Regions from separate parts of the Mus musculus genome. Here regions 1, 2, 4 and 5 are each linked to region 3. A link is a loop called in an ENCODE intact Hi-C map of the cell type or tissue named here. Cell type or tissue: left cerebral cortex. All regions are shown on one strand.

The links. Peaks named below come from ENCODE experiments on the same cell type or tissue, not always from the same donor. Only the 100,000 strongest peaks of a DNase experiment are listed, where the experiment ranks them.
Region 1: a loop joins it to region 3, with 7 times the contacts of the local background. A loop is called at or near these places in 14 of 42 quality-filtered maps.
Region 2: a loop joins it to region 3, with 5 times the contacts of the local background. A loop is called at or near these places in 17 of 42 quality-filtered maps.
Region 4: a loop joins it to region 3, with 8 times the contacts of the local background. A loop is called at or near these places in 38 of 42 quality-filtered maps.
Region 5: it touches region 3 in a loop (2.9-fold over the local background); 15 of 42 quality-filtered maps call a loop at or near these places.

The regions. Positions count from the first base shown.
Region 1 is chr1:155,278,972-155,283,971 of GRCm38, forward strand. It overlaps Xpr1 (xenotropic and polytropic retrovirus receptor 1), which reads right to left. Exons shown (of 15, transcript NM_011273.2): 14 at 4,242-4,463; 15 at 1-2,099. The coding sequence ends at 2,039. Among named protein-coding and RNA genes, the nearest start is that of BC034090, 37 kb to the left of the region's middle. In left cerebral cortex, a CTCF peak has its summit at 2,709 (motif pointing left); DNase peaks (open chromatin) are centred at 1,212, 1,577, 1,973 and 2,586; H3K27ac peaks cover 2,987 bases.
Region 2 is chr1:155,137,303-155,142,302 of GRCm38, forward strand. It overlaps Mr1 (major histocompatibility complex, class I-related), which reads right to left. Exons shown (of 6, transcript NM_008209.5): 2 at 212-472. Among named protein-coding and RNA genes, the nearest start is that of Mr1, 7.0 kb to the right of the region's middle. In left cerebral cortex, CTCF peaks have their summits at 3,004 (motif pointing left) and 3,942 (motif pointing right); DNase peaks (open chromatin) are centred at 425, 1,679 and 2,990.
Region 3 is chr1:155,215,611-155,220,610 of GRCm38, forward strand. It overlaps BC034090 (cDNA sequence BC034090), which reads right to left. Exons shown (of 10, transcript NM_001370865.1): 8 at 2,650-2,777; 9 at 1,772-1,956. Among named protein-coding and RNA genes, the nearest start is that of Gm31102, 25 kb to the right of the region's middle. In left cerebral cortex, a CTCF peak has its summit at 2,769 (motif pointing left); DNase peaks (open chromatin) are centred at 590, 1,170 and 2,749; H3K27ac peaks cover 2,095 bases.
Region 4 is chr1:155,023,595-155,028,594 of GRCm38, forward strand. Gm41980 (a long non-coding RNA gene) reads right to left here. Exons shown (of 6, transcript XR_001779499.2): 5 at 3,108-3,238. Among named protein-coding and RNA genes, the nearest start is that of Gm41977, 4.9 kb to the left of the region's middle. In left cerebral cortex, CTCF peaks have their summits at 2,386 (motif pointing right) and 3,669 (motif pointing left); DNase peaks (open chromatin) are centred at 2,403, 3,157, 4,134 and 4,582; H3K27ac peaks cover 2,071 bases.
Region 5 is chr1:155,096,721-155,101,720 of GRCm38, forward strand. It overlaps Ier5 (immediate early response 5), which reads right to left and starts at 2,916. Exons shown (of 1, transcript NM_010500.2): 1 at 1-2,916. The coding sequence starts at 2,710. The coding sequence ends at 1,784. In left cerebral cortex, a CTCF peak has its summit at 2,850; DNase peaks (open chromatin) are centred at 90, 716, 1,424, 2,037 and 1 more place; H3K4me3 peaks cover 3,298 bases; H3K27ac peaks cover 2,879 bases.

The DNA.
Region 1 (5,000 bases), 63 kb after region 3:
TTACCACTGATTATTATAAAGTATACAATTTATTTATAGTTTTGTTTTTACTTTAAATAAACATTTGCTCTTTAGTTTTGGGGCAAGGGACATGCTTGGCAAAACACAAAAAGCAACAGAACCTACAACATTGAGTGAGCTTTTTTGGGGTGGGGGATGGGGGCAAGGTGTTGTTAAAAATCTCAATCGAGAAAGGAGGAAAAAAATGGAACTTTGTCAGAATAAAAATGGAAGAAACTTTGTAAACGGAAGCTGGTGAGTTAATCAGTAGGATTTTAGCAGTGCTGTAACTTTAGTGAGTAAGGGTTTGATATGCAGGAGGAGCTAATGACAAGCACGAGCTAAGGGGCAGTAGCCAAGTTTTAAAACAATGTAAGTGTTACTGCTGTTTCCCTAGTCACCGGTTTCTTAGTCTAAAGTTCATCTGACAAGGGCACACGTTCATGGCCCTCCTACGTGGGACTTTTATCTAGATCTGAAGGGTGGGGCCATTTATTTACCTTTTCCTGGTATTTATATTAATTTTACTGAATAATGGCTGTTTCTCTACCCTGACCCATGCTGGAGAGAAAATCAAGGGTCTCAAGAATGCTGGGCAGTCACTACTACCAACGATCTAGATTCCCAGTGACAAGCTGATGAGTACCAGATATGAAACCAACCATTTTCAAGACAGTCAAGCGCTGTATGTTTTTAGGCTTCTCTAGAGAATTTATGAAGAAAGGGGGTGAGATAGAGAATAAAGTAGGTATTTATATCCTGAATTTTCTAAGAAATATAATTTAAAAAGTACAACCAGGTTTAGAAGCCCCGAATTTAAAAGCAGGCCATGGTAGGGGTGTCGTAAAATTCAACATCACCTTTTAATACAGCTGGGTTTAAAAATAGCCACCAAGATCTTTTGTGTCGATGAATATAAAGGATTTGTTCTAGATGCTCAGAAATACAGTCCCCACAAAAGACTTTTAATTTGATCAAATTCTGGCTGAAGAAGGTGAGACCAGAAGGGGAAATGTCTAATAAAGTGTGAGGGGCCTGAAACAGGCCTGTCTTTCCACTGGTAAAGATTACAATTCTACATGCAGAAGCACGTGGCAAACCGTCATTTTTGTGACTGGTATTTGGGTGACTGTATCCTGCACCTGTTCCTAGAGAAACAACAGTCAGAGCCTTTTCTCTGGATTTCCACCACTGGGATGCAAGGGGGATGCCTGCCTGGTCATGACAGTGATGCTTGGGACTCTAGAGCAGCAACTTAAAATTTAGCAATAAAACTTTGGTTTAAAGTTAAAACAAATGAGGGGAAAAAAATCAACTAGTTGTTTCCTGAAAGAGGTGTGTGGGGTTGACCCTCCGCAGTGCCAGTGAGCCTTAGTTCCTCCTGCCTCCCTTCACAGGAGTAGCATTCATTTATGGTTAAGTTTCATAAATAATGAGAAACTGTATGTAACGAATACAGCATATTCCCCACCCACCCGAAGCCCTCCCCAGATGAGAAAAGTCACATCGAATTAAAAGTAGCTTTGTGGAGGAGGTGCTGCTCCAAGCTGCACTTTCCCTGCAAGTGCTGCCAGTGTCTCTGCACTGGCTATGAAGGAAGGGAAAAACTCTCCATAGAAACTGACAGAAAATTTAAAAACCGGTGTCCGGTTTCAGACAGTCAAAACCGGCCGGCGAAGCTGAGCTCTCTGGGCTGTGCATCAGACGTTCCTTCCAAAGCTTCTCTTCATCCTGATGGGCTTCTGTATCCTTGTGATTGTAAACAATCCGTAAGATAGTAGGTGTTTGTTCCTTAAAACATCTTCTGATTGGCAAAATGAAGTATTTGTTTTAAAAATAGAAAATGAAGATTAAACCAGAAGAAAAGAAAAGAAACACAGTGAGCTTGCTCGGAGTCCATAGGACCCGATCTGAAGAGCCCGGGAACGTGTTCTGTTTTCTCCTGTTCTCAGCTGGAAAAAGGTGCTGGAGGTTGCGTTGGTCGAGGAAAGGATTGTAGAGTAGAAAACCAAGGATGTTACTCTAGACTTCAGCGAATTCAAGTGTTAGCTTCGTCATCTGTGTCTTCTATCAATACCTTAGTGTCGCGAGCCTTGGATCTAGCGTGATCAGAGGAAATGAACATGTATGATCAGTCCCATGCAGTGCTGCTGGGTCCACTCTTCCCACTAGCAAGCACGCACACTACCCAGGAGCTATGTACTGCAAGTGGAGAGGTAGGAACAGCAGTAGGCTGAATTAAAGACGGAGCAGTACCCGGAAACAAGGATCTGAGTTTGAGCACTGGTACAGTGATAGCCAGGAGCCTCGGTCAAACTGTTAGCGCTGCTGATTTAGGAGGCTGTGCAGAGATTCTTGTACCGAATAAAAATGGGACTGGGTAACCCGACACTCGTTAGCCTCAACAGTGAAGGCAGTGTTTCTGACAGGAGATCTGTTACTCCCACTTGACAGATGGGGAGGCTGACATTCAGGAGGCTAAGGCTGTGCTAAGGCTGTATGAATCTATGACGTCAGAGCTGAGACTCAGGTCTCACCTTAGATTCCCTGCACTCTTTGTACCTTAAGCCTGTTCTTCTAACTGCCTTCCTCTGGCTGCCATCTAGTTTCCCAGCGTTTCCCTGTAAACCCCTGAAATGAACAGACTAGCACCAAGAGCCTCCCTCTTGATCAGAAACCATGTTTAGACTGCCCTCTGCTGGTAGCTATGAGACCTTCACGGTGAGGAGCTCTGGTCTGTCAGCCTTTTCTCCAGGCCTTGAGGCTAGCCACCTCCTCAGCACCCTCTTACCCACAGCGCTCCTGCACCCCAGGTTGCCGTGCCTCCCTGGACAGAGTGCAGCTGAGTCAGTGCTCTTCCCGCTCATTTCCCACTGTGACTTCTGCTACTTTCCTCTGCCCTAAGACTCACTCTCCTCTTTTCTGCTTTTTCCTTCTCTACTTTCTTTCCAGAAAATTCCCACTCTCTAGCTAAAGCTTTGGTAGGCCTGGGCTTCTGTACTCACCGGACTGTAGCCCCTTCTGCTCATCTCCTCTATGCTCCTGTACCCGACTTTACAACCCGATCCAGGCCTTTACTGTCCCGATTTCCCTTTCCTACTGCACTGTGCAGTGACACAGTCTCCTTTCCTGTCACTCCTCTTTGGAAGAACATGTTTTGTTTTGTTCTTTTTCTTTCCCTACAAGATGAAGCCTGCAGTTTTTAGTCTTTGGCTATTTGTTTGTTTTTGAGATAGGATCTAGTGTAAACCAGGCTGGCCTGGGCTTGCTGTGTAGCTATGATCCTCCTGCTTCCACTGTCAAAATGCTGGGCTTACAGGTGTGGGTCAGTTCAGATGAGCCCATCCAATTACATTTTCTCACTACTGTCTGAGCACATGTGTTTCCTTCCTACTCTCCATTTCCACAGGCACAGTCTTTACCTTGTCCAAGCACTCCCTTACCTTCAGAAAAATGTCCAACTTACGTTTTTCATCGTAACCTACTCTGCTGTCTCTCTCTCTATTCTCTCAACACCGAGTGCAGTCACCATATGCTTTATGTTTACTGTTAGCTTTGGGACACAAAGTCAGTGGCAGGTAAGAATCCTAGTTATGGACTTCATAAGGTAGCTTCAGCTTGCTCAAGTCTTTCTGTGATGATGCTGGGTAAATTTCACAAATAATGAATTGATTCTTTAAAATTTTTTTTTTTTGATTTTTTGAGACAGGGTTTCTCTGTGTAGTCCTGGCTGTCCTGGACTCACTCTGTAGACCAGATTGAACTCTGGCCTTGAACTCAGAAATCTGTCTGCCTTTGCCTTCCAAGAGCTGGGATTAAAGGCGTGTGCCTCCACTGCCCAGCAAATTGATTCTTCTTAATCTCTCTTTGAACTATACACATCCCAGTGTACAGAAGAGTGCTAACAGGAATTAAAGACAAGGTTACACAAATGATAGGATTTCTAAACGAACTCGAAGGTTATCTGCACACACATGTCATGCTCAAGAATCAGGTAAGTCATTTCCCAGCACACTTTTCCTGTGGTCCTTTACATCCCTACTCAGTAGGTGATAGACACCCTGGCGTGTCTCATGTGCTCCTGAAGATATACTACAAGTCTGACCTCATGGGTTGGTTTGTTACTACTGTCTGAAGAGGAAGCATGGCTGAATGCCAGCAACTTCACCTGGTCCAGTCTAGTAGCTTTTTAGCTAATGTTACCCGCTGCTAGCCACACAGGAGTGCTCTACTCTACGTACTGGGAAGCCAGGCGGGGCCTACGCAGGGATATGCTCTGATTGTACTTCCACGACCGGTTCTTCTGGCGGTTTCGAACCCCATCCTCCTGGTCCATCATCTGCTCAAGTAGTGTCTGGTCATCCGCGTTGAGGGGGGCCACAGAGATGTCCCGCACGGCTCGGAATTCACCACAGTTATTTAGATGCTCGTTCTCCAGACGGAAGAAGTTCCACACAAATCGCCTAAACAAAATGGGGTAAAGACATTCATGTTAAGATCTGAATATATTACTACTGGTAAACCTCCAGGAGGCTCAAGTTCCTGCTCACTAAGGAGAAAACAAAACAAAACAATTATAGGCAAGACTATTAAAATCAAAGAGACAGCTAGAGCCATGATAGTTCAGTCAGGAAAGCATCTGCCTAATAAGTGTGAGGACCTGAGTCTAGATACCACATGTAAGAAGCCAGGCACAGTGGGCACTTTGTGATCCCAACAGTGGCAAGATGGGAACAGACATGCAGGTCCCTAGAGCTAGCCCAGTCTACCCGGTGAAGTTCCAGGCCAATGAGAGGCTGTCTCAAATAGAGGAGGAAGGTATCTGAGGAATGACAGTTGACTTTGCTCCCTGATGCACATCCGCACAATAAATAAAATGAAAGAGAAAGATGGTGTGAGGACTGGGAGGTGGGGGAGGAAACAAGAGTTGATTTTGGAATATAATTTTTCTTTATCCAGTAAGTTTATTAATTTGTTGAGTGCTTATTAAAAATGAGGAA
Region 2 (5,000 bases), 78 kb before region 3:
ATAGGAATATGGGGACAAGGGATAAAGGGTTTTTACAGGTCAGTGTGGAAGAGTCATGGGGGAGATGGTGGTCACTGAACTCCAGCAACCTGATTTTCTAAGTTTTCTACAAAGAATATAAGCAACTAGTGAAATTGTCGTAGACAGCCCAGGGCCTGTCTTCTGGGGAGTAGCCAGTGAGGGAGAGTGCTCATCTCTGCTACAGTCACACCTGAGTGGTTGTAGTGCCTCTGTAGGTGCCTCAGCTCCGCCTTGAATGTCTGCTGCCAGCCCCTTAGCAGCTGAGTGTACCTCTCCCAGTGATCAGGTGCCAGGTTCTCTGCCATCCATGGAGCTTTCGGCTCCTTCTGTCGAGTGACACTGTCGTATGTAGTGATAGGGTGTGAGTCCACATACCCAACAGAGATAAATTCAGGGACGACGGGACCAGGATCGGAAACAGCTAGACGAAAATATCTCAGCGAGTGGGTCCCTGAGGAGGAGACAAGGAAGGAAGGCGTTGAGAGTCACAGATGACAGAATGTAATAACCGCATTCCCTGGCATTCCCCTCACCAGTGTTCTAGCCACTATTTTATCCAACACAACTATAGAATCCTAGTAATTACGATCTGGAAAGACTTCAGCTGTGTGACTGAAGAAGAAACTTTATAGGTAACCTCCACTTGTAAGTAACTTACAGTGTGATGTTCTGGTCTTGGGGGAAGAACCAAAACTATTCACTGGGTGGGTGGGGGTGGGGATGGGGCAGGCGTGGAGATGTGCCTCAAGAAGCCCCCAGAGCCTCTGAGGGAAAGAAAACCCTGACAGTCCAACCCCTTGTTTTACTAATAAGGCCTCTGGGTTGATAATTGAGGGCCATCTTTCTACCATCTTCCAGCTACATATACTGGGGTATACACCCTTCTTCCCAGATTAAACAGAGTCAGAACAGCCGTTAAGGCTCAGGCCTCCTGCAGAAAATACTTTCAAAAGCACCATGCTTTTTCTTGCTATACCCAACCACTCCTGGTAGCTACTTTCTTACTATTTTTCTACTTTTTCGTCCATTGAAATATCAATATGAGGATTGTGATCATCAGTAAGGGTCAAGGTAAACTGAAATGAACTCCTAGATAGTGCAAGAAGTTCAGGACATAGTATAGGTAAAAGAAGGTGGTTTTAGAAGTAGCGTATATGGGCTATCATGTCAATGTGGGCTCTTAGGAAAGGTTCTATAGAGAGGGTGACATCTTGGAGAAGATCTCAGGGTCAAGAGCTGAGCAGGCCAAGGGGAGAGAGGGCGTGCATGCTGGCCAAGGACACCACAGCCTTCTCTTCATTCTCTGTGGGACCCATCTGGTGCCTCTACAGGTATAAGTTGTGCCTGGCCCTTAGCCAGGCTTCTAAAATGGCACTTCATGATCCAGGGATGTCGGCTGACAGATATGAAGTCGGTAATTCAGACCAGGGAAGATGAAGAAAAGTCCTTGTTACACTCCCCTTCATAGCATGCCAGACCTTGTGGCAATTCGTATCTTACCAGAATGTGTTGCCCAGATATTTGAAGATTTAATATAACTACTAAGGTCGAATCATTTGGAAGGACTAAAATTGTTCTACACAGACTGTGATTTCGAAACCATTTGCTCCGCTCCCCCTCTTGCTCCAACGATTATGAAGTCAGGTTGGGTTGGCCCCTTTCCATGAGTCACCAACATGACTCACTTGTGGAGCTGACATCTATGAGCTTAGCATTTGGCTTTGTCTAGCTGGGCCAGTCACACTGCTCTTCAAGGATCACTTACTGTTTACTCAAATCTCCTAGGCCTTCTGGGGAGTTCATTCAACTCAACAAGCATCTCTCACACCAGAGTGCTGGCTCATCCCACCCCCAGCCCCACGCCCACCCCGAGCCTTGTCTCTTTAACTTGGTACAATAGCAGTTGGGCCACTTTTGACAAACATCTAAGGAAAATTACTGGAATATAAAACCCCGGACTTGTTTTTATTGAATATCTACCATGGACAAGCTATGATGCAACATCTGAAGAGGAAAATGAATCAGGTACCACTTCTTCCCTCCAGAAATTTACAGTATAACTGGGGATTTTTATATAACAGAACAAATACAAGTGTCACAAAAGAGGCACCGAGTCCGCCGGTGGTGGCCCACGCCTTTAACTTGGGAGGCAGAGGCAGGTGGATTTCTGGGTTTGAGGCCTTCCTGGTCTACAAAGTGAGCTCCAGGACAGCCAGGGCTACACAGAGAAATCCTGTCTTGAAAAACCAAAACAAAACAAAACAAAAAACAAAAACAAAAACAAAAACAAAAACAAACAAACAAAAAAGGCACCTATGGGGTGTAGGCAAGACAGCAACCCTGCTCACGTAGGAGTAGGAGTGTTCCTGAGAAATCCTCCAAGGAGATCAAGCCAGACCAGTTACACCTTCAGTGAGGCCTAAAGGGCAGCAGGTACCTCCATCATCACTATTTACGTGTATTTATTTTTTGTGCAGGGACCATGTGGCCAGTGCTATACAAACCCTTGAGCAACATTGGCTTCATTCATTCCTCACAATAATTAAACAAAACAAAACATGGTCTCATGTCAGGCTGGCCTCAAACTGTCTATGTAGTCAACCATGACCTTGACCTTCTGATTCTCCTGCCTCACAAATCACCAAATCTGGTTCAGGTGGCACGAGGGATTGATCCCAGGACTTTGTACAAGCTAGACAAGAACTCTTATCTATCGGGCTACATCCCCAGCCTTCACAATAACATCCATCAAGGTAGGTCCCATCATTCCCATTCCACAGATGGAAGGTGCAGAGAGATTAAGTACATTACTCAAAATTAACTAAATTAAGCACAACCTTAAAAGCCACAGTGAAGGAACCAGAAATCAAAAGCTGAACTCTCACATCGGGAGCTTCTCTACCTATGACTACTCAACTCTGCTTGAGAGACTCTTCCAGAGCCTGGATTAAAGTGCTCTCTCCTGCCCCCTTGTGTCAGACATGTTTCAGTCTTTGATCTTCCAGTCCCTAGAGCCCAAGCAGATCTTCCTCAGGTTGGTAGGAGGTTCTGATTGGGTAGCCATTTCAATAAAGAACAGTTTATTGTTACCCTCTTCAAGCAGCTCAGTGTCTTAGTACGGTAAAAATGATTGTGATTTCTGATAACTACTCTTTGAGATCCCGGGGATTGTGGGAATGAGGAGAGAAGTAAATGGTTGTATTTTAGGTAAAAGAACCTTGGGACACTCCTCAAAGCATGCAGTGATGTCGATGGTTCTGCACGCAGCAGAAGCCATTAGTCCCTTCTCCTAACAACTGTCAAGAGACTGGCTCTTAACGGCAAGTCTAAAACTGACAAATGTGCCAGTCTGACTTCTTAGCCACTGTATTAATTACTTTTCTTGTCCCTACTGAGAAATACATGATAGAAACCGAAGGGGGGAAGGATTTGTTTTGGCTCATGGAATAAAGGAGTAGAGTCCATGGAGAAGAGGAAAGAGTGGCTGGGATCAGCCTGGTCTGGGCTTGCTGGAGCTTGTGCTACGGTTCCTCATATCCTTCCAGGTCAGAAAGCAGAGGGCTCAGGCTAGAATTGTGCTGGACGATAATAACCCTTAGCCAACCTTAAGACCTGTTATCTGTGTTGTGTGCCCCCCAAACCACACAACTTCTCAAGAGACACTACCAACTGAGCACCTAGTGTGTAAATATACAAACCTGGGGGGGGTGCATTTCACATTCAATCCACAGCCCTGACCCCAGAGGCCCATGGCTACCTCATGATACAAGGTGCATTTTACAACTGGGAAAGTCCCTAACATCTTTTTATTTATTTATTTATTTTACTTTGAGAGATTGATTTTATTAAAGTTTTTGCTTGTCTGAAAATCATTAAAAAAAAAAAGTACACTGTTACTGTCTTCAGACACACCAGCAGAGGGCATCAGATCTCATTACAGATGGTTGTAAGCCACCTTGTGGTTGCTGGGAATTGAACTCAGGACCTCTGGAAGAGCAGTCAGTGCTCTTAACCACTGAGCCATTTCCCCAGCCCCCCCTACCCCCTAACATCTTAAGGGTTCCAACACTGATCGAAATCCAAAATCTTGGGGCTGGAGAGATGTGAGATTTTTCTTTAATAGTACTAATACCTGTATGAATTATCACAGCTTTTCCCACACTTGCTTTGACCACAACTGTATTCATGTCCCTTTCCCTGCCAAACTATATACTTTTCAAATATTTCCCCTCAGCTTTCAGCTGTCTATTGCTGTAATATGGGCTAAAAGCAGGGACAGTAACCGCCACAGTCTGAACACTTCTGACTAGAGATTTTCTTCACCAAACACATTAGTATATTGCTCTTTAATTCAGCCTCATTTTGACTTTCAGGACACAGAGGGGGGACATCGATTCTTTGCCGGAATAGCCTCTAGTCCAATTCCTGATAACGTCCCTCTTGGCCTCTGCGAGAACATCCCACAAAGTTCTAGTTACAGCATTTGGAGCCCACAGCTCCAAACTTTATATTACTCTTACACTTCACTTCTGAAGTCCCACAGACTGCATCGTCAGGTTTAGCATTGCAATGACCACAATAAGTTGCTTTTCTCATTGCTCTGATGTGATACTTGACAGAAACAGCACAAAGCAGGAACGACTTATTTGCATAATGGCTTAAGGAAATACAGTCCCTCATAGTGAAGAAGGCGTGGAAGCTGGGATTAGCTTAGTTGGGGAGCAAGAAGCTTGCAGCTCACTATCATCACACTACACAGCTAGGAAGTACTGAGCTTGGGATAGAAGTAGGGTCAACTTATACCTCTCAATTCTTGCCTCTGTAGCCTTAAGTCTGCAAGCTAAGTCCCGTGTCCTAAAACTTCACAATATCACAACAGAGCCGTCATCTGAAACCAAGGGCGCAATCACATATACCTGTAAGGACTATTTCCTATTGAAACAATTACAGTTACTCTTTCATGGCTACCCCTTTAACAT
Region 3 (5,000 bases):
ACGGCACTCAGTCTGGCTTCCCAAATGTCAGCTCCCTGTGTGTGCGCTGACATCTGACTCACCCTAGGTCCAGACTGGGGGAGGCCCACGCTGATCCCGATCACACATGTTTTCTACCCCCCTGGCCCCGTCCATTCTCTGCTTCCCCCACCCCCCTTACCCCGACAGGAAGTTCAGATCACACTAGCTGCAGTTCAGCAGATTATAGCCCCTGCTCACCATCTCCAAGGCCACTCTCCCGCCACCTGCTATTTGATCTGTCTCCTGGAGTCTGGACATCACTGTAGTTCCCTTCACTGGCCCACTGTGTATCTCAACACAGCTAGGTATCAGCCTTCTGTTCTAAAATCTCTTCCAGCAGATGGTTCCTATGCCACTCGGTGAGAAAACTCCAGGTCCCATAGGTCAGGGCAGCATGCAGCCTCTCTGAGCTCAGCTCTCAGCCTGACCTTGTTTCCCTAACAGCAAGACCCATGGCCCTTTAGGGCCTTCACAGTTGGTAGCCCCTCTACCTGACTCATCTCCTGTTTGTCCTGTCTCCACTGGAGTGTCATCTCAAGCCTGTCTACCCAGTACCGGCCATGCCTGTTTTTTTTATATTTGCTTCTTGGTGCATTTCACTATGCCATGTTCATAATATAAAACATATGAAGTAAATGTGTAGATCTGGCCTAGCACCCTTGCTGGAGCGCACGCTCCTGAGGCCTGAGGTCTGCAGTCTGCGTGCTTCATGCTGTGCTGTAACCCCGGTATCCAAGATACTTATTAGCAGGCACCTGACACACATTAACTCACAGATGCCGAGTGATTCACAGGACAGGAGCTAGCACACACGCTGGACCTGGCACCCAGGAAGAGCTTCTGGAGGGACGAGGAGAGCTTTTCTCCATTGCTCAACCAAAGCCCCAAAGGAACTTGACCCCAGGGGCTTTCTGAGGATCCTGAGAGCATACCTGAGTCTCGACGGCCACTGCCATGGGCCACGTGGAATCCAAAGGTGCCCTGCAGCACAGCGTGTGCTGCAGACACGGCAGCAGGAGGGCTTTCCCAGTTAAACAGCCCTGGCCTAGCACACTGGAGAGCGGACTACTTCTCCCCAGGGCCCAGCAGCACAGACTGCTGAGCTTGCCTTTCCAAGTCATCCCCTCCCTCCTCTGCCCACTCTCCCTCCGCTGAGCAGAGCCTGGGGACAGCTTCCAAGGGTTCATGTACTCACACATTCTAGACCATGGGCTTTGGCCTGGGCAAGTCAGGTTGCCACACAGGACTCCTGGATGTAGAGGGACCAAGAACTGGTCAGAATTCAGTGACGGTGGTATTGAATTAGGATACAGTAGGCAACCCCGCCAGACACCTGGAGCCAACATCGATCTGAACAAAGCCTCCAGGAGCTGGGGAGGGAGGGCTGTGGACAGGACTGCAGACAGGCAGGCCCACTCCACAAGCCCAGACACACCAGCAGCTGGAGGATGGGGCGGTTGAAATACATCAACCACATCAAAGGAATAGCTGAGACCCGGCAAGCACAGACAGTTTCCCTCTGCCCCTCTGGAAGAGCCCTGCTGGCTGGGATTTCTAGATGTCACAGGACAACAGGGGGGCAGTGGAGTCAAATCGGCCAGCTCTACCCCCTCAGCATGAGGGCTCCTGGGACCTGGCACCTAGGAAGAGCTTCCGAGGAATGAGGAGAGCTTTTCTCCATTGCTCAACCAAAGCCCCAAAGGAACTTGGCCACACCCCAGGGGCTTTACTGAGGATCCCGAGAGCATACCTGAGTCTCGCCGGCCACTGCCATGGGCTACATGGAATCCAAAGGTGCCCTTTGGGGGTCGCTGCAGCTGCAGCTGGCTCGTGCCATCTGGGAACACCTCCACCACGCGGCCCACAGTACGAGCCAGGCTAGGGGCACCCACATCTTCCACACTGAGGGCACGATGGGGAAAGGCCTTGGCTGGCCTACAAGGAGACCAAAGACAGTAACGGTAGGGTTAGGTATCACAGCCAGTTTTTTCTGGGCCCTAAGGTGACCTGAATCTGATGTAGGAACCTTTCTGACAGGAGGGGCTGGTTTCTCTGACCTCAGCCAGCAAAATGAGCTCCCTAGGGTGGAGACTGGCAGTGTCCACGTCTACTGGCGGTTGGTTTCTCAGGCCAGAGAGCCTTGAAGCAAGGACGGTGGTCTCTAACGTGTTTAGAAAGAGACCTCTGAGCACCCGAGGAAAGCTATAATTTTATCTAATGTTTTCAGGAGCCCTTCCCCCTCAAAGTCCTTCCATGAAACCCTGAGTAAAAATGGATGACCAAGGGGGCCTGGGCCAGGAACCAAGGGTCTCTCTGGGGGTTCTCATCTGGGTGTTTAGAAAGATCTTTAGCTGTGTTACTGATCCCAGGATGTCAGCAGACAGCCAAGGGAGAGAGGCTTCAAGCCTGCCAGCGCCACCTTCCAGCAAACCCGTGCCTCACAGTGCTCAGCGCACATGGCAAGGGCACAAAGGTGTCATTCTGAGATGTCTGTGTCACTCCGTTTCTCCACATTGGAGATTTGTGGACGGCAACACTCAGCTACTCTGCTCCACTTCCTCTTAACGAGACAAATGGGCTGTGGTGCCACTCTGAGTTTATCATTTGGGTCACTTGTGCCATGCTTACCTGCTGGGTCCACTGCTGTCCCCTGACCCCTCTACCAGGTAGAGGCTGGACCGGTCTCCCTTGCCACCTAGCAGAGAATGGAGGTTCTGGAAGGAAGTTGCTCTCCGATGCTGATGGGAGGATGACACCTAGTGGGGAAGGCCCAGTATTACAGGTGAGAAAACCAGCCTGGGAAGGGGTCCCCACAGAGGATTTGCTGGGAACCATAAACCTGAGGTTTATGAAAACAATTGTGTGCCGGGGCCTAGCAAACACAGAAGTGGATGCTCACAGTCAGCTAATGGATGGATCACAGGGCTCCCAATGGAGGAACTAGAGAAAGTAGCCAAGGAGCTAAAGGGATCTGCAACCCTATAGGTGGAACAACAATATGAACTAACCAGTACCCCGGAGCTCTTGACTCTAGCTGCATATGTATCAAAAGATGGCCTAGTCGGCCATCACTGGAAAGAGAGGCCCATTGGACACGCAAACTTTATATGCCCCAGTACAGGGGAACGCCAGGGCCAAAAAGGGGGAGTGGGTGGGTAGGGGAGTGGGGGTGGGTGGGTATGGGGGACTTTTGGTATAGCATTGGAAATGTAAATGAGCTAAATACCTAATAAAAAATGGAAAAAAAAAAAGAAAACAATTGTGTGGCGCAAGCTTTGGTCAGGACCCCCGGGTGCCCAGCAGGAGTCAGCGGAGCCTGCTTCAAAAGATGGGACTGCACAAGTGTTCAAAGCATTTAGCATTATTCGCGTGCCTATCTCACTTTGAAAATCTCCCCAGCACTCAGAAGCCAAGGCAGAAGGGTCAGGAGGACCAGCCAAAGTCACATAGGAGATCCTGTCCAAAGGGGAGGGGCTGGGGGTGTGGCTCTCTGGTGGCATACTAAGACACACCTTAGAGCAGGACGGGTCCAGCTAGGAGTGGGGGTGAGCCAGGTAACGTGACAGCTCCAGGAGCTTTTAACTGGGAGCAGAGAGGCTTTGCCCAAGAAGGCAGGCTGACAGAGGCAGGCTGGTCCTTGAGTGAGGCTGGAAGCAAGAGCTCACCAGCTGGAAGAAAAAAAAGGACCAGGTGCCCAGGCAAAAGAAAGACAGCATGAGAAATGATATGTGGACACGGGAGAAGACAGGGACACAGGAAAAGAGAGGGACATGGGGGAAGGTGTGGTATGTGCTAGTCAGGGGTAGAGGCTCAGGCATTTGTGCTCCTGAGAGACAATGTTTTTCTTTTAGTTTGTTTTTCCCCCAGTTTTTGCAAGTTTCTGTACCATCCTTCCTGTATGTCATAGCCTTTTTGAACCAGGCTGCTCTCTACCTTCAGCCCCTCAGCTTAAACTACAGCAAGACCTCTGAGACACAAGAGACATTGTCATTTCCCTTGGGTGACTTATGGAGACGTTCCAGTGGTGAGAAGTGCAAAGGCCACAGCTCCCAGCTCCACACCTGAGAAGTCTATCTGGAGAGCTTCCAGGGACAGGAGGCGATGCATGCTGTCTTCATTCCCAGCTCACCCTCTCCTTCTCCTCCACCCAGCACACACTGCACAAGGGCCTCCACTCCTAGACCCTGTCCTGAGTGAAACCAGTCCGTGGACTGCCATTCACCCTGCGTTCTCTCCCCTCCTCGGCCCTGGAAATAAAAAGGTCCAGTGCCTTAGACCAGCACTTCCCACCCTGGGGGTCGAGGCCCTCTGGGGGTTGAACAACCTTTTCACAGGGGTCACATATCAGATCCTGCACATTTTTACATTGACATTTACATTATGATTCATAACAGTAGCAAAATTTGTTACAAAGTAGCAACAAAAATTATTTTATGGTTGGGAGTGACCACAACATGAGGAACTGTATTCAAGTGTCACAGCATTAGGAAGGGCCCTGCTTTAGGCTATGGTTTCCTTCCTAACTCTGCACAGGGGAGGGTGCAGAGAACAGAATAGCTCTGCGCTCCCAGCACACAGCACAGAGCAGGATTTCCGGAGGTCTGGTAGAGGTGAGTGTGCGGAGGTGATTTGCTAAGCCTGGCACTCGGAGAGGGAGATGCTTAGCTGGTGCCCTGTATTCACTGAATGTGAACTGGGTACACTAGCTACTGAGACAGTATTGGGGGTGTAGACATCATATTCCAGTGAGGGGAGAGAGACATGGAGGGGTGAAACTCTGTGAGAAGGCAAACAGCAGAAGCCACGCAGCCTAAGGACTGTGGTGACTTCTAAAGGAGGAAAGAACAGGCGTCAGCAGGTAGAGACAGCAGAGGCAGTCAGGTGCAGATTCAGTCAGACTGCGTGATCTGACTGTAGAAGTGTCTGTCTATTCAGCAGAGGCCAAGAGTGTTCTGGGAAAGTGGGGAGATGTAAAAGCC
Region 4 (5,000 bases), 190 kb before region 3:
GGATAATTGTGGAGATGCTGCTTAAATCCGGAAGGGGAGCTGCATCTTATGTTTAATATGTAGGCACCTCATCCTCAGGCGAGACAGCTTATCAAACGCTTGAATTTTTAAAACGGGGAGGATCAATCGATCTACAAAAGCTGTGGCATCTGAGACAAGTCAAAAATGATTTGATTTACACAATTTCCATCTACTACTAACATCTTTTCCATGTTATGACTCAAGCATAGATGTCACATAGAATTTGAAAAACAAAATGCAATTCTAATTAGAACCCTCGTGACTACAGACCACGGAGCTGAAAGTCCATATTCATAAACGGAGTGGCCACAAGTCACGTTCTAAGACTTTGAAATTTCAAGCCTAAGAACCTATGGTAGGACTGTGACCTGCTGGGACACACAAAGCAAACAGATGACACAAAAGAGATACTAATTAAAGATAAGAGAACACTAAAATCAGACTGAAATTCAGACCACTGCAAGCCCAAGTTCCTTACAAGGATTACTACAAAGGGGAGACTCCTCTCCCTGCACATCTTAGCCCAACACAGGGCTGTTAGAGAGGCTGGAGTTATTAAAGGCTTTGCCCCTTAGCAGTGGCTTCTATTGCTCTGAACTTGGAAGAAATCATGTTATAGTGAAACCACCCTCTAAAGTCAGGAGCAGCACCATCTAGATGCTCAGTCAAGTGGTCATTTGTTTTTATTGCTACAAACTGGATTTTGCAAATGGCTTAGTCCTTGGGGTTGTTTTTAGAGCAAATTGAAGGTCACCCCTCCTTGCTCACAATCACTTCCTTGCACTGTTTTTGTAAAGCAGAGAGGGCATACAGGTGACATGCAGAGAACAGCTCAGGAACCATCACGCAGGCATCTGTCCCAGTTGTGAGCATCAATTGTCTAAGCAGGAAGAAAAAACCACTTAGCACAGTAGTCCCCAGGAGTCGGTGGATATCAAAGGTGGAGGGGGTGAGGGGGAACCCTGAAGGGGATCACATCTGTGCTACTCAATAATAAACTACCATCTGCTGGGACCGTCCTCTCAGAGAAGAACAGAAACAGTGACAGCAACTATGTCCAGAGAGCCATCACATTGGTCCCTCAAAAGGACAGCCACTAATCTTATGCTGAATTTACACGTAAAGAGTGTTCTTTCTATTTCTCTTATCTTGCTGCAGACTGGTGGAACTGTCCCTCATGGACCTACATTTACCAGTGCAATCACAAGAACCAACTTTGTAAATGCTGCCCTTCACCTTCACTGCCCAGTGCAACAGCCACAAGACCCACTCAGCCAGTGGGCACACATAGTGTGGCCAGGCCAACAGAGACAGAGATGTTGAATTTACAATGCTAGAGGTAAGAACTTCAGGACCAGGGCTGGGCTATAACTCAGTTGTTAGAATGCTTGTCTAGAAAACACAAAACCCTGGATTCAATTCCAGCACCATAAATCAGGCATGTGGTACACATCTGTAAGGCAAGCAACTAGGAATTAAAGGCAGGAGATCAGTAGTTTAAGGTCAGTCTTGGCTACATGACCCAGGACACACAAAACCCATCTCAAAAAAAAAAGCCAGGTATAGTGGGGTATAGTGGTTCACGCCTTTAATCCCAGCAGAGTTAGGGTTAGAGACAGAGGTAGGACAGATAGATAATCTGTGAGTCTGAGGTCAGCTTGGTCTACAAAGCAAGTTTCAGGACAGCCAGGACTGTTATAAAGAGAAACCTTGTCTTGGAAAATATCAAAATGAAGAGGAGGAGGAGGAGGGAGGGAGGAGGTGGGAGGAGGAGGAAGAAGAAGAGGAAGGAGAAGGAGAAGGAGAAGGAGAAGGAGAAGGAGAAGGAGAAGGAGAAGGAGAAGGAGAAGGAGAAGGAGAAGGAGAAGGAGAAGGAGAAGGAGAAGGAGAAGGAGAAGGAGAAGGAGAAGGAGAAGGAGAAGGAGAAGGAGAAGGAGAAGGAGAAGGAGAAGGAGAAGGAGAAGAAGAAGAAGAAGAAAGAAAGAAAGAAAGAAAGAAAGAAAGAAAGAAAGAAAGAAAACAGTACCAGAAGAAGATATATGTTTCTTTTTCATATTAGCTATTGATTAATGTTGAAATAATAATTTTTTGGGCAACTTGTGTCAAGTAGAATACAGCACTAACAGTAACTAGTTTATGTGGTTTGAGAATCTTGTTACTAAGTGGCTGTTACATTTCTCTTGGCAGTGCTCCTCAGATGATCAGCATCAGAGAATAGATTTGGGTTCTATAAGCTTATATGTTATTCATTTGGCACTTGAATACCAACTAAATGGGGCCCAGTGTATGTTTCCATGCGGGGCTAAGAGTTCAGACTATGCCTGAATGTTTGCCTTCACTGTTCATCTGGTAGACTTGACATTCATTGTGGCCACTAGAGGGCAGTGGCGTATATAAAATGTGTTTTCATCCATTGTGGGCCTCTGGTCCCATGCAGAGATTCTCCTGAGCTGTCACCATCTAATTATTAAAGTCCAATCTTTTCCTTTCCCACTTATGTGCCATATGCCTGGGGAGAGAAAGACCACGGGGACAGAGTGCAGCCAGAGCTGGCCTGTAAACTGTGAGGCTCAGAGGCAGGTCATGCTGTGAAAGAAAGTGGATGTTCAAAAGCAAAAGTACAAAGCCCCAGGCTGTGGAATCAGGTTTGCCGTCCTGGCTCTGCTACTAACAAGATGCAGGGCCTGAAGCAAATCCCTTGGCCTCTGTTTCCTCCCCACCTCCACCCCCGCCCCCTCCTAGACTGAGGAGGAGGAACAAGGTGAACTTTAACAGTGACAGACATCAGTATTCTGCAGTTTCAAGAGCAAACCCCTAAGGCCCTGTTATAATAGGTTTGATGGTCTTCTAAATGAGTTCTAATTACAGGACTTCCAGGCACCGTAGTATTTACTGTAAGTTGATGATCCAAAGGCCCCTCCAAACACTTAGCAGCAATAGATAAAATCGAAAAAGTTTAAAGTTTAGAATCCAAAGCTGAGATGGTTCCGTTAGTAAAGTCTAAATGAGTACTTGTTAGGAACTGAGTCCAGTTAGGAAGTCTGCCTTGCAAGCAGGGCATCTGGGTTTGGATCTCCACCACTCACCTAAAAAAACGATGGGCACGGCCTTAGGGGTCTAATCTCAGCGCTGGGCTCGGGAGGAGAGAGGCAGCGCCCTAAAGCTCACTGCTAGTTGTCCCAGCTGAATCAGTGAGCTCTAGGTTCAGTGAAAGAGCCTGTCTCAAAAGAAGGTAGAAAGCCATGTAGCAAGACACGTGACATCATCTGTTCTACCCACAAATACATACACACATACACACTATACACACTCTCACACATACACATACTTATGCACACACATATACACACTCACACACATATACACATTCACAAACACACACATACACATGCATACACACTGGCGCATACATTTACACATACACACACACACACACTGTGGGAAGGATAATATGCCAAGTAGTGATAGATGTTATGAAAAAAATATAGGGCTGGAGACATGGGTCAGCGATTAAGAGCACTGACTGACTTCCAGAGGTCCTCAGTTCAATTCTCAGCAACCACATGGCAGCTTACAACCATTTGTAATGAGATCTGATGCCCTCTTCTGGTGTGTCTGAAAACAGCAATAGTATACTCACATACATAAAATAAATAAGTCTTTTTTAAAAAAAGAAAAAATATTCAGGATCCTTAGAGATATAAAGGAATAGCTAATAATTATTGATTTTTTAAAAAGATGTAAGTTATGAAACCGTGCACAGCCTAAATAAAACAAAAAGTTATTTAAAAGGAAAAGTACAAAGGAAAGGTCATTACAAGTGTGAACTGCTTCTGTGTATTTCCTCCCTGCCAGACAGCTGTGGGCACCTGGACTGGACCCTCGTTCCTGTTCCCTGAATGAAACGAAATGAGAATGTGTGCATTAAAATACATAAATCGAGTAGCATTATGTAAACCCCAGCGAATTGTGGGGAACAAAGAACACTAATGAGTGGCAGTGATGAAGAAATCACCCAGAGCAAAGAAAAGCAGTTCAATATCAAAGCACAGACTTGCTAAGCCAGGGAGGCGCCGCCCACGGAGGCGGAGCCAGAAGTACTGAGGATGCATCTGTATGACTTGATCATCCATCTGAGGTGACAGGCAGTGTGGTGGGCGTGCACAACTGCAAGACCTGCAGGCAGGTCTCCAGAGATCAGCCAAGAAGAGCAGCCACCCACTCCTCCCACTTCCTCCCTCTCAGGTAGCCTGTGCGGCCAATGAGACTCGTGTACACACACACACACACACACACACACACACACACACACACACACACACACACACACACACTACAAGTATAGAGGAAAGACATCCGTACTCTCTCCCTGATTCCATGGACCCCTTTGGAAGATTATTAACTCTAAGTGAGGTCATGAGGAGACTGGAGTCTGGAAGGATTAACCTTCCGAAGAGAAACCAGAGTTTCCTCTGTCTTTTGAAGATACGAGCAGAAAGCTGCTGTCTGCAAGCCAGGAAATGAGCAAGCCCTCATTAGAACCAGACCGTGCTGGTACCCTGAACACAACCTCCAACCTGGGGAGAGAAAATCTGGAGTAGGTGGCTAAAGTCACTCAGCTTTCCCGTATGCTAGCTTAACAGTCCGAGCTACACACTCGAACCATAGCCTGAATCTGTTCTAGAGATAAGAACAGGTGTGTGTGTGGAATTGTCCCAACCCTAGAGAACAGGGACAAGGGTCCAGTCCAGGTGTCCACAGCTGTCTGACAAGGAGGAAGTAGACAATTTTGTAACTAAGAAGCTGTTCACATCGGTAATGACCTTTCCCCCTGCTAAGCCCTTCCCTGAAGCCTGGACTGGCCTTGCCACATTTTCAGGACATCAGGAACACCTGCTCCATTGTTAATAGCACCATTTACGGGAACATGGACTTGGACTTGAGATTGCCAAGCTTGGCTGTACCCTGCAATCTTCCAG
Region 5 (5,000 bases), 120 kb before region 3:
TTAAGTACTGAACATTTTGCCTTAGACAAAACGGTCTCTTTAAATTGCCTTGGCTGTCATCTGTTTAGCATGACCAAAACCACTTATGTCATCATGTAGGTGACAAGAGCAAATCAGGAAGTTCTGCTACATGAGAATTAAATTTAGCCAACCTCCCTCGGTCTCCTTCCTTCTCTGGTTTGATACACATAATTTCACTTTCAGAGCTTTTTACTTTCTACAACTAAAGTCAAATGTCAACCTTGACATATATTGGGCCACAGTGATGGATCTAAACATTTAGACAAGTCGGTTTCATCGGTTTCTTCATGTTTGGTCCTAGTAAGACCTCTGAAGCTGCTATCTAACCCCCACCCACCCCAATTCAAATCTAAAAATTGATCTACCATCTATACATTACCAGACCTATTTTGGAAACAAAGTTTTGGTGGAAATATTTGATATTGGAAAGGCTGCAAAATTTGGCTTTTAATATTATTTAATATTAGAGATTCCCATCAGATCAAACTATAGAAAACCAAACTGGTCTGTCATGACTGAAGAGAAAATTGTAGTGGCAAGTCTCAAACTGACAGTCATTGATACCAGTATCCATGGATGGGGATGTTCGTGAAAACAAAAAACCAAAACCAAACCCTTAAACGTGTCTTTCTTGCTACTTATTCAAGTCAGCCAACACTGTCCCTCGCCTGTGAATGGCTGATATTAAGAACCACACCTTCCATTTCCCAGCCTGGTTGCCCCTCCCCGCCACCTTGTTGGAAACCCAGACAAGTGATTACATACATACAAACAGGCAGTGGAGTTGCTTCAAAATATTTAATACGTGTTAGACACGTAAAGTTACATTTTTATACAAAAATCAATACAGAGAAGGAGAAAATACTGTACAAAAACCTTATCAGCTCCCCCAACCTTTATACAACAAAGACTGGAGTCACCTTATCTACAAAGCCATAAGGTCCTTCCACTTAGAGCTCGTCTGTAAACTTTGTTTCATTAAACACTTTTTAAAAGCACTGTGTAGTAAGTTCTGAGCTAGAGCTTTTAAAAAATATATCTTTTCTCTATAAACTCCGTATTTCCAAGCTTGAACTCTTCTGTGAAGTTCAGCAAGCTTTTTTTCCCCTGTGGGGAATTGAAGGTCCCTTAATGTTCTGCTTTCCCAGAGTAATCACAGGGTAGAAGCGCTTCTTCTGTGCCAGAGAAAGGATGGGGAGGGAGAAAAATAATACAAGTCTCTACTCCAGACGAACTCCCTCTAGTCTGAGGAAATCCTGTGAGAAAACGCCACTCCGCGCCCCGGTGCGGTCGTAGCTTTCATGAGAGAGAGGTGTGTGTAAAGTCCCTCTCTCCCCCAAGATCGAACGGGGAACTCCCCTTCCTCGAGCCTTTCTGCAGCTTCCTTTTCTGTGCTGCTGGCAGAGGAAAGTCCCTGTCTGCACCCCCAAAGTCTCAAGCCCCGGGGAAGGGGTGGTGCATTCCAGAATCACAGAACAGTCTCAACACAAGACAAACTTACACACGGACACACACAGATACAAAAGTTAACGATCGATCGTCCTCTTCCAATAAGCCTCCAACTCTAGGTCTCAGGATGAGACTCGAGAGCCACGGCCCAGCCGGGCTGCCCCTTCTGGGGCGATGTGCTGCCCGGCAGCAACCAGTCTCCCCTACGCGCCCAGCGCCTACGGTCTCGGCTCGTCCTCGCGGCCGGGAGAGGCCCCGGCCGCACTTCGGGGACTCCCGCTGCTCAAGCTCCAGCCACTCGGGTCCCGGGGGCTCAGAAGGCCACGATGGCTGTGCTCCAGGGGCTCATGTCTCTCAGCACCGGCTTGTCGCAGCAGATCTGCCCCGGCTCGGCGGCTTCCGGGCCGCCCTCCTCCGCCTCCTCTTCCTCTCGGCCGCCTGCGGGGCTTTTCCGTAGGAGTCCCGAGAAGCTAGACCCGAAGATGCTGATGAGGTTTGCCACGTTCCCGGTCTCCATCTCCTCGTCGGTGTCGTCCTCGCCGGTGACTGGCTGCTCCTCCGAGTTCCGGCGCGGCTTCTTGAGAGGGGTAGAGCCGGGTGCCGAGCAGCTCGCGCGGCCGCCACCCACTCCCGCTGCGCCACGCTTCCTGGGACACGGGGCGGGTGGCGCGGGGGACCCGTCCTCGGAGGACCGCTCCTCCACGGCCGGGGGACAGCCGCACGGGCGGCGCACTGCCCGGGGCCCCTCGGGGCACGCGTCCGAGCCACCTCCTGAAGACGCCGCGCGCGGACGCTCCACGCGGCCCCAAGCAGCTGCCGCCGAGTCCTCCTCTCCGCCCCGGAGAGCTTCCCCCGATCCGGCCACCGCGGCCACCGGTTCTGAGCTTCCCGCTCCGGGCGTGTGGCACACGGAGGGACGCTGAGGCTGAGGCTGCGGCTGAGGCTCGGGCTCCGGCCAGGCGGCACGGGCGACCGGCGGGGGCGGCTCTCCCCAGCCGGAGGGTGGCCCGGCTACAGGCTCTCCAGGCTGCTGAGGCGGCGGCACCGCCGGGGTCCCCGCAGGGCCAGCCAGGTAGAGGCCAGGGCAGGGGTCACTCAGGTAGACTTGGCGGGCGCTGCGCAGCACCAACGACACCAAGAGGTTCTTGTGCAGCTTGATGCCGCCGCGCTGGACCCGCGAGTTGTAGATCTTGCCCAGGGAGATGCTGACGATGCGGTGAGCCTCCAGCTTGAACTCCATCCTGCCTTCGCTTCCAGACGATAGGGTGAACGCCTGCTTGCCTTCTGAAGCTGCGAGAGGAGCTGTAGGCGGGATCAGGTCTTCCTCTGTGGTTGTACCCTCGGCGTCTGAAAGCTCGGTGGAGAAAAGACCTGGTGACGCGTAGTCCCCCTCCGCCGCTTCCCTTCAGACAACAGAACCGTTCTGAGCCGGACTCTAAACTGAGCGCTGCGGGGCCACACTGCACCTTATATATGCTCCTCGAACGCCAATCACAAAGCGCCGCTAACCGTTCTGGGCGGGCAGATGTGCCTCGTGCTCCGCCCCCGACCAATCAGAGGCAGAGGAGGGGCCCCAGGGCCTGTTCAAACGTTAGTCCCGCGGAGCAAGCTCTTAAAGGGGGAGATTGCAGGCAGCCCATTGATCATGTGCGGTGGGATTTGTGTTCAGAGGCGTTGATAGAGGAGAACGAGGCCCACAGAACTGTATGTAGTAAGGGATTCCGCTTTGTGATGTACCTTAGCACACTGACTGGAACTTTCATTCGTTTAGTGTGCTGGAATCTACTGCACAATAAAATTCAGTTCCTTTCATACACAATTTCCAGCTGCTCATAGCTGTTTCAGCTGTAATTTCTGGTCATTCTTGGCAGAAATGGAAGCGATGACAATATATGACAACTAGCACGATATATTTGAGATATTATGTTGGAGTTAGCCCCTTTCCCATTAGCGTTATACTCAGCATTTAACTACAAACAAAAGGGAACGTTCTAGAAATACCCAAGCTTCTGCCTTATGAAGGAACAGAATTCAGGTACAACGTTGTTTGTTCTCACCTAAAGCTGGCATCTTTCATTTCGTTCCCCAGATTCTCAGTTATCACATATTTTAAATGGAAGATGTTACCTATTTCTCCACAATGGTTTTCTTTGTTTGTCTGTTTGTTTAATACCCCCCCCCCACACACACACACAATAAGTAACTGATCTATTTTGGGGGAAATCTAGTAAGTTCTAAAAATACAAATAAGTTCTGGTTTCCCATGTTGATTATGTAAATTGTTTTTTGTCAAGTATGGGGGGAGGGTTCCTAAAATTTTTCTGGTCAGTCAATGTAGTCCCATCCACTGAGTCTTGCAAATCCCTGTCAGAAGGACCATGACAAGATTGTACTGGTGCCTGATGGCTCTGTAAATTGCCTTATGGCCCTGAAGTTTCAAATATAAAATGAAGAAATCACAGATACACCTTCTTTATTACACAGAAGATAAATGGCAACTCTCAGAGTCAATCTAAATAATAAAGTTAACCACAGCTTACACGGTGTCTATGTGAAAGGTTTGCCTGACCCTACAATAGGTTTGGCCATTTACATGGAAGAAATACTAGTGAGAGGTAGGCTTGATTAAGAGCCAGTTCACAACCAGGATGCCTTCAGATCTGATGGTTTGGGGGATGCTAACTTTGGCCACTATTACTGCTACAACTGAAGCCCAGAGTCCCTCCCTTCTAGGAATTCTCAGCCCACATAGAGAAGGAGAGAAAATAATTATAACATGTAGCAACAGCAACATATGTTCAGTAATAGCATGAGGTTCTTCTCCGTTTTCTCTCTTGGAAAATCTTTTTTATTTTATTTTATTTTTTGACAAATATTTATTGGGTATTGAAATCCAAGACCACATCTAGATCCTGACCACTCACCCTTAAAGCAACAGAGTTGTCCCTACTTCATCTTCAGGTTTCCTAAGAAGAGCAGACCAGTGAGGCTCTGATGGGGCCCAGTGCATTACAAGTGAGAGTGTATCAGGTAATGCTGCATCTCACAGACAGATTTATCGATGCCGCGTAGTAAGTAGCACTTGAACGAGTGTACAGACATATCCCATGTTCCTGTCTAACACAGCTCGCTTAAATTTACAGGCCAACTGACGATCCGTCTGGGGTGGAGTCAGTGAGCTGTCTGATAGCCATGGGCAGGTTCAGGACCTGGTCCTTTCAAAGCTTTGTTTGTTTCATCAGCGCTTCTTTTTAAAATATTTATTTATTTACTTACTTGCCTGCTTATTTATTTATTTATTTATTTATTTATTTATTTATTTATTTATAGAGAGGGTTTTTTTCGTTCTGTCCTGTAGTCCTGTTCTGGAACTAGCTCTGTAGACCAAGCTAGACTTGAACTCAGAGATCTGCCTGCCGCTGCCTCCCCAGTGCTGGGACTAAAGTTGTGCATCACTATTCCCACTGAGCATTCTGATTTTATTAAAACAAAAACAAAGAACATCAGTTCTATTCCTACCCAAATTTTCT